2 separate regions of the Homo sapiens genome follow, and region 1 is linked to region 2. The links are chromatin loops, found by intact Hi-C in ENCODE. Cell type or tissue: CD4-positive, alpha-beta T cell. All regions are shown on one strand. Each heading gives the region's core, and the rest is flanking DNA. Links, peaks and the distances in the headings are about the cores only.

Region 1 (2,905 bases), core at 318-2,817, 280 kb before region 2:
AAATAATTCTACAACTCACCATAACATAGAATCAGTGAGATCCCTGAGCTTATTTTCCTGCAACTAGACAGTCCCATCTGGGGGTGATGGGAGACAGCGACAGATCATCAGATATTAGATTCTCATAAGAAGATGCAAACTATCCCTCACATGCGCAGTTCACAATAAGGTTCATCCTCCTATGAGAATCTAATGTCACTGCTGATCTGACAGGAGGCGGAACTCAGGCAGTAATGTGATCAATGGGGAATGAGACTAAATACAGATGAAGGTTCACCCACTGCTTCCCTACTGCTTTGCCCACTGTGACCTGCCCACCGCTCACCTCCTGCTGTGCGGCCTGGTTCCTAACAGCAGTTGGGACCCCTGCTGTAAGGGGCTTCTGCCCCTGGCCTGGGCCCTGTGCTACTGTCCTCCTCACCCTCACCTCCTTCAGAAATCCCTCCTCATGGACCCCCCACTTGACTGAGGACCTCCTTGGCACCCATATGCCTAAATGTGTAATATCTTAGTAACATGTATTTGTTGCTTTGTGGCTTTGTAAATATCACTCTGCTGTCTTAAGTGCTGTGAGGTCCTCAGATACAGACTATCTTTTACACCCAAACTGCAATAAAATGCTTTTGTTTTAGTTTTATTATTACTGGTCAATTCTGTAACATAAGGTTGTTGAGGGCTTTCTTGGGAAAGAATTTATTTTACCTGAAACCAGACCAAAAATGCTTCTCTCCCCATTTTCTTTAAGCTCCATGAAGGCAGGGAATTAGTCAGCCTTGTTCAAGGCTGTGTCCCTGTTACCTAGGAGGATGTCTCACCACACAGAGTCCCCAGGCGGGTTGGCAGCTGTTTATGCTGAGGGAACATGTTAAAGTCTGCCGGATACCAGGTGATTTCAGGGCATCTGTGTCCCTCCTTCAGTGGTTCAGCACATTTAGGTAGAAGGTGAGCTAGTTTAGCAGCAGCTAGACTTTGCTAACTACAGCAAGCGGGTGGCTGGCTTCTCTCTGAGCCTTCAACCGGCTCTGGCTAGATGGGAGGTGAGCTACGGGAGGAGAAGCCAGAGGGAGGGGTTCACTGAGGAAGCGGGTCTCCAGACTCAGCTAGGAGAGATTTACCAGACGCATGAACTCTCGTGTGGCCCCTGCAGAGGCAGACGGGCCTCCCCGGCTCCACCTTGGTGTGATGGGAAGCACTTATGCAGCTGCCACCATCCCAGTGCTGAAAGGCTCATCGCCCTCAAGCCTTGGCAGGAAAAAAAAAGGTTATACTGGTTTAAAGTAAGGAACTGTGCTCCATTTATTCCATAGATCTGGTTTAAATGTTGAGGGTACCTGAGCCTTGGACCAGCACACACAAGGACAACAGTGTCTCTCTGACCTGGTGCCAGTTCCCATATGCAGGACCACATGATCTTAGCCTGGGCAAGTTAGTTCTCTGTGCTCCAGACAATAAAGTTGCAACTTGCTCTTTGTTGCATGAGGTTGGTGTGCCAATAGTTAGTTATGTGTATGAAGCCCTCTGAGGTCTCAAGGAAGAGGCTGTGTAGGCTATGTCTGCAAAATGTATAGCACCTCACAGATTTTAGTTTTCTAGCTTCTTGAGCCTTCTTTGCCTTAGTTCAAACACCTTAGCTTGCTGCGTCAATCATGTGCTCTTGCTGACAGCAGATGGCGCTACTGCAGCAAAATGAGATGAAGGGATTGTCGTGTTAAGATTTTGTGCATTGAAAAAAAAGAAAACAAAACAAACGTCCTAGTTCTGCTCCCTTGGATCCTGGGGTAGGCCCCTTGCTCATGTCTTTCTTATCCCAGTGACTGGGCCCGACAGGACTTTGGTTAATTCTGGTTACACGTGGCTATGAGCTGGGAGTTGGATATTACTAGTCCCACCAAGATAAAGGCACATGTCCTCTCAGCTGACTCCCCAGTGTCCAGAGGAGTGAAGGAAAAGATTCCTGGTAGGAAGATGGGGGACTAGCCTGGTCCTGGAACGCGAGAGCAGCTGGAGAGACCACTGAGGTCACTAACCCCGGGGACTGCTAAACGTAACTAAACTGAAAACTCGCCTATGAAATGTATCCAAAATGCAGACTTCTGAGGTCCCATGCCTCCAACTTCATGAATCAAAATCTCCAAGGGTGGGGCCCAAGAAACAGAATTTCTTTCTAACATGATCCTCCAAGTGATTCCTTATGAAGTGAGGCAGTCACTAGTTCACTGGACCGGTCTTTGTGATCCGCCGATCGAACCCACCTCCTTCATTTTACAGTGAATGACGATGATGACGATAATGAAAATGAACAGTGGCTTACGTTCTGCGTGCTGGGCACTGTTCTAAGCACTTCACACGCATCAACTCATTTGACTCTCAGCGGTGCTATGAGGTAGGTACTGCTTATCATCATCATCCCCATATTGCCGGCACGGAAAAATAGAACCCAGACCTTGGTCCTGGGACTCAGGAAGGGTTTCATCAGAGATGTTTCTCATGTCTATCGTGGGTACATTTAGATCACCTTTTTCAGCCAGCTTTAAGCCTCATAGGGAGAGGCTGAATCCTGGGCCCACATGTGTCTTTTGGGTGTGCTGGCTTTAAATTCCAGTAATATGTATTTTTAGAAATAATATAGATGGCCTCTATCCATCAGAAAGTAACAAGGTATGTTTAAACTGCAGCATGAGATATACAGGTGAGGCAAAAAGATTCTTTGAATAACGATAAGGACTGTTTGGCATTAGACTGGATCAATAGGGAGGTGTTTTTAAACTTTCCCGTGTGTTTCAAATTTTTTCATCAGATTTTTAATAACTGGTTATACTCATTGGTAAAACGAAAGACACCATGAAGAGTACAGAAAAAAATATGAATGTATTTGAAGAGCCTGGAGAGGTGTGTGTATAGTGTG
Region 2 (2,905 bases), core at 137-2,636:
ATGAGCCACTCACTGCACCTGGCCTCACCCCCTTGCTTTCTATTTGGAAAAGAAAGTAATACAGAAGTCTCACCCCTTCCACAATCAAAGGTGGGGAGCAGCCTTAGCCCCTAGCAGAATGCTGGACAGGGGCTTCCCCTGCTTACTCCCACTGTTTTTGGTATACCAGGCTTTCTAAGGGGATCCCCCCTCCCCAAACTCTCCTATTCCACCCCTACTCTCCTTTCCCAAGACGTGAGGGCCTCAACTCTTGCACACCCTCTTTGCGGTGGTTCCCAGCGAGTCTGGAGACCGCTCAAGCCTGCAGCAGCTCCTCCCTTCGAGCCCAGCCCTTGGGAGGGAAAGGTGCGCGTGTTCCTTTAAGGGGCTGGTCTGGCGGGAGCGCGGGGGTTTTTCTGCTGCCGCTTCCTTTCTGCCCTTTTAATTTCCCCGAAATCAGACTGCTGCCTTGGACCGGGACAGCTCGCGGCCCCCGAGAGCTCTAGCCGTCGAGGAGCTGCCTGGGGACGGTACGTGGCTTAGGGGTCGCTGGGCTTCTGGGGCTGTGTGCGGGCCGGGTTCCTCCCTTACCGCTTTGGGTGCCCTGCGGGTCCCCACACCTCCCGGGCAGGGTCCGGGGAAGGGGCAGGAGGCGTGGGCCGGGCACTGCGGAGGCCCGGGCTGAGATGGGCTGTGATCGCGGGCGAGGGGCGCCCGGGGCACAAGTGGGGAGGGAGCGGCGCGGGGATGCGGGCGCCGGACCCTCGTGCCCACCGTGAGGGAGCAGAGCCCGAGCGGACCCCGTGGCCTCCGAGACCACCGTCCGCCTCCAGCCCCCTTCCTGCCAGGGTCCGCTTGGCTCTCTCCCCTGTCGTCTGTCCAGGGTCGGCTGCCTCCAGTGCCGTCCGCGGCGCCCCAGGCCCTGCCCCTGGGTATCTGTTGGATGCTCCGGGGGCCCCGGGAGTCCTGGGAGGGGCTGAGGGCAACCTGCGAGGCGGCTGGCGGACCTGCGCCTCTGGACCGCAGCTGGCCGGCTCTGGGCGCCTGGGGCAAAGGCAACTGATGCCTATGGGTTCCAGACCTCGCTCACCGGGGTTCTTGCCCCAGGGACAGCGAGGCCAGAAGGGTAGGGAGGGTGGAGGGCAGAGCCCTGGGTGGGAGATGGCGACCCTCAGGGAGAAACGTAGGCTTGTGCGCAGCCAGTATGGAAACAGCACGGCACTTGGACCCAGTCCTGCCACCAGCTCGTTGGCAGCCACAGGCCACAGGCAGCCTGTAAACCTGTTGGGACCTTGGTGTCCAGCGCTGACCCGCGGGAGTGCCTGTGCTCCCTGGAGTAGGGGGCAGCGATTGAGAGGGGCCCTGGCTTCTCTCCCTCGACGCCGCCCGGGCCAGCGGATTGGGAAACACCTCCGGTTTTCATTCTCCTGGGGGCTGCAGGTTTCAAAGGCGGAGATCAAGCCTTGTGCAAACAGGGACAGGGATGTCAAATTTCTCGCTGGGAGCAGCGCTCGTGCAGACCTCGCGGGCGATGCTGCCTCCTGCTGGTACCTGGGGGACTTGTACTCACGGAAGGCCCAGTGCGGACATGCACCTGGCAGGGAGGTGGCACCTACCCTCCCTCCAAGCCCAGGCTTATTGTTCTTGGGTGGAGGGGTCCCTAGGCTGGGGCGCCTGGGAAAAGCAAAGGGCTGGTCATCAGGAAACCTGAACTTTCTCTAAGTTCGAGATATTTGACAAAGATAACGCCTTGGGTAGTTCACTGACCTCCACTCTCTTGGCCTCAGTTTCCTCAACTGTGAAGAGGAGGCAGTGGTGACCACTTTGTCTCGTAGGCAGTGAGAGAGGAGAAAGAGCCACTGAGATGGTGTAAGACTTCACTGTGTGAACTGCTCACCAGAGTAGTAACAGGTCATATTTTCCCAGTGCTTGCTCCTTATCAAGCATCAAGCAGTATTTTCAGTGCTCTGCAGCTATTCTCTCCCTTAATCTTCACGAGAGTGTTTTCTGTTTGGTATTGTCGTGACCGCCCCCCCCACCCCAACTTTTTTTTTTTTTTTGAGATGGAGTCTCACTCTTCTTGCCCAGACTGGAGTGCAATGGCTCAATCTCGGCTCACTGCAACCTCCGCCTCCTGGGTTCAAGCGATTCTTCTGCTTCAGCCTCCCGAGTAGCTGGGACTACAAGCGCTCATCACCACACTCGGCTAATTTTTGTATTTTTAGTAGAGATGGGGTTTCACCGTGTTGGCCAGGCTAGTCTTGAACTCTTGACCTCAGGTGATCTGCCCACCTCAGCCTCCCAAAGTGCAGGGATAACAGGCATGAGGCACTGTGCCTGGCTTGTGACCCCCATTTTAAAGATGAAGAAACTGAGGCTCAGAGAGGTGCAGCGACTTGTCCAATGACAGAGGGTTAGTAAGTGGGTGGAGCCAGAACTGAATGCAGGCAGCCAATCTGCTTCTAGAGCCTGAAATCTTTGCCATGTTCATTTGTTGAGCACCTGCTGCATGCCAGGGACCAGACATCATACATCTTCTATAATTGTCACCACAGCCCATTTTTTTTTTTTGAGCTGGAGTCTTGCTCTGTCGGCCAGTCTGGAGTGCAGTGGTGTGGTCTTGGCTCACTGCAACTTCCGCCTCCTGGGTTCAAACAATTCTCCTGCCTTAGCCACCCCAGTAGCTGGGATTACAGGCATCTGCCACCACACCCAGCTAAATTTTGTATTTTCATTAGAGATGGGGGTTTCACTGTGTTGGCCAGGCCAGTCTCGAACTCCTGACCTCAGGTGATCCACCCCCTCAGCTTCCCCAAATGCTGTAGGATTACAGGTGTGAGCCACTGCACCCGGCCTTAAGTTCCTTTTTTTTACAGATGAGGAAATGGAGGCACAGAGAGGTGAACTTGCCCGAAGTCACTCAGCA

The links. Peaks named below come from ENCODE experiments on the same cell type or tissue, not always from the same donor. Only the 100,000 strongest peaks of a DNase experiment are listed, where the experiment ranks them.
Region 1: a loop joins it to region 2, with 12 times the contacts of the local background. A loop is called at or near these places in 92 of 110 quality-filtered maps.

Annotation. Positions count from the first base shown.
Region 1 is chr15:89,176,689-89,179,593 of GRCh38, reverse strand. All of the region lies in intron 6 of ABHD2 (abhydrolase domain containing 2, acylglycerol lipase), which reads right to left. Among named protein-coding and RNA genes, the nearest start is that of RLBP1, 43 kb to the left of the region's middle. RefSeq lists a silencer at 1,522-1,816. In CD4-positive, alpha-beta T cell, for the core only: CTCF peaks have their summits at 1,472 and 1,672 (motif pointing right); a DNase peak (open chromatin) is centred at 1,663.
Region 2 is chr15:88,893,063-88,895,967 of GRCh38, reverse strand. HAPLN3 (hyaluronan and proteoglycan link protein 3) reads left to right here and starts at 424. Exons shown (of 5, transcript NM_178232.4): 1 at 424-509. RefSeq lists an enhancer at 587-1,198. In CD4-positive, alpha-beta T cell, for the core only: CTCF peaks have their summits at 1,337 and 1,540 (motif pointing left); DNase peaks (open chromatin) are centred at 367, 1,067 and 1,517; H3K4me3 peaks cover 1,775 bases; H3K27ac peaks cover 282 bases.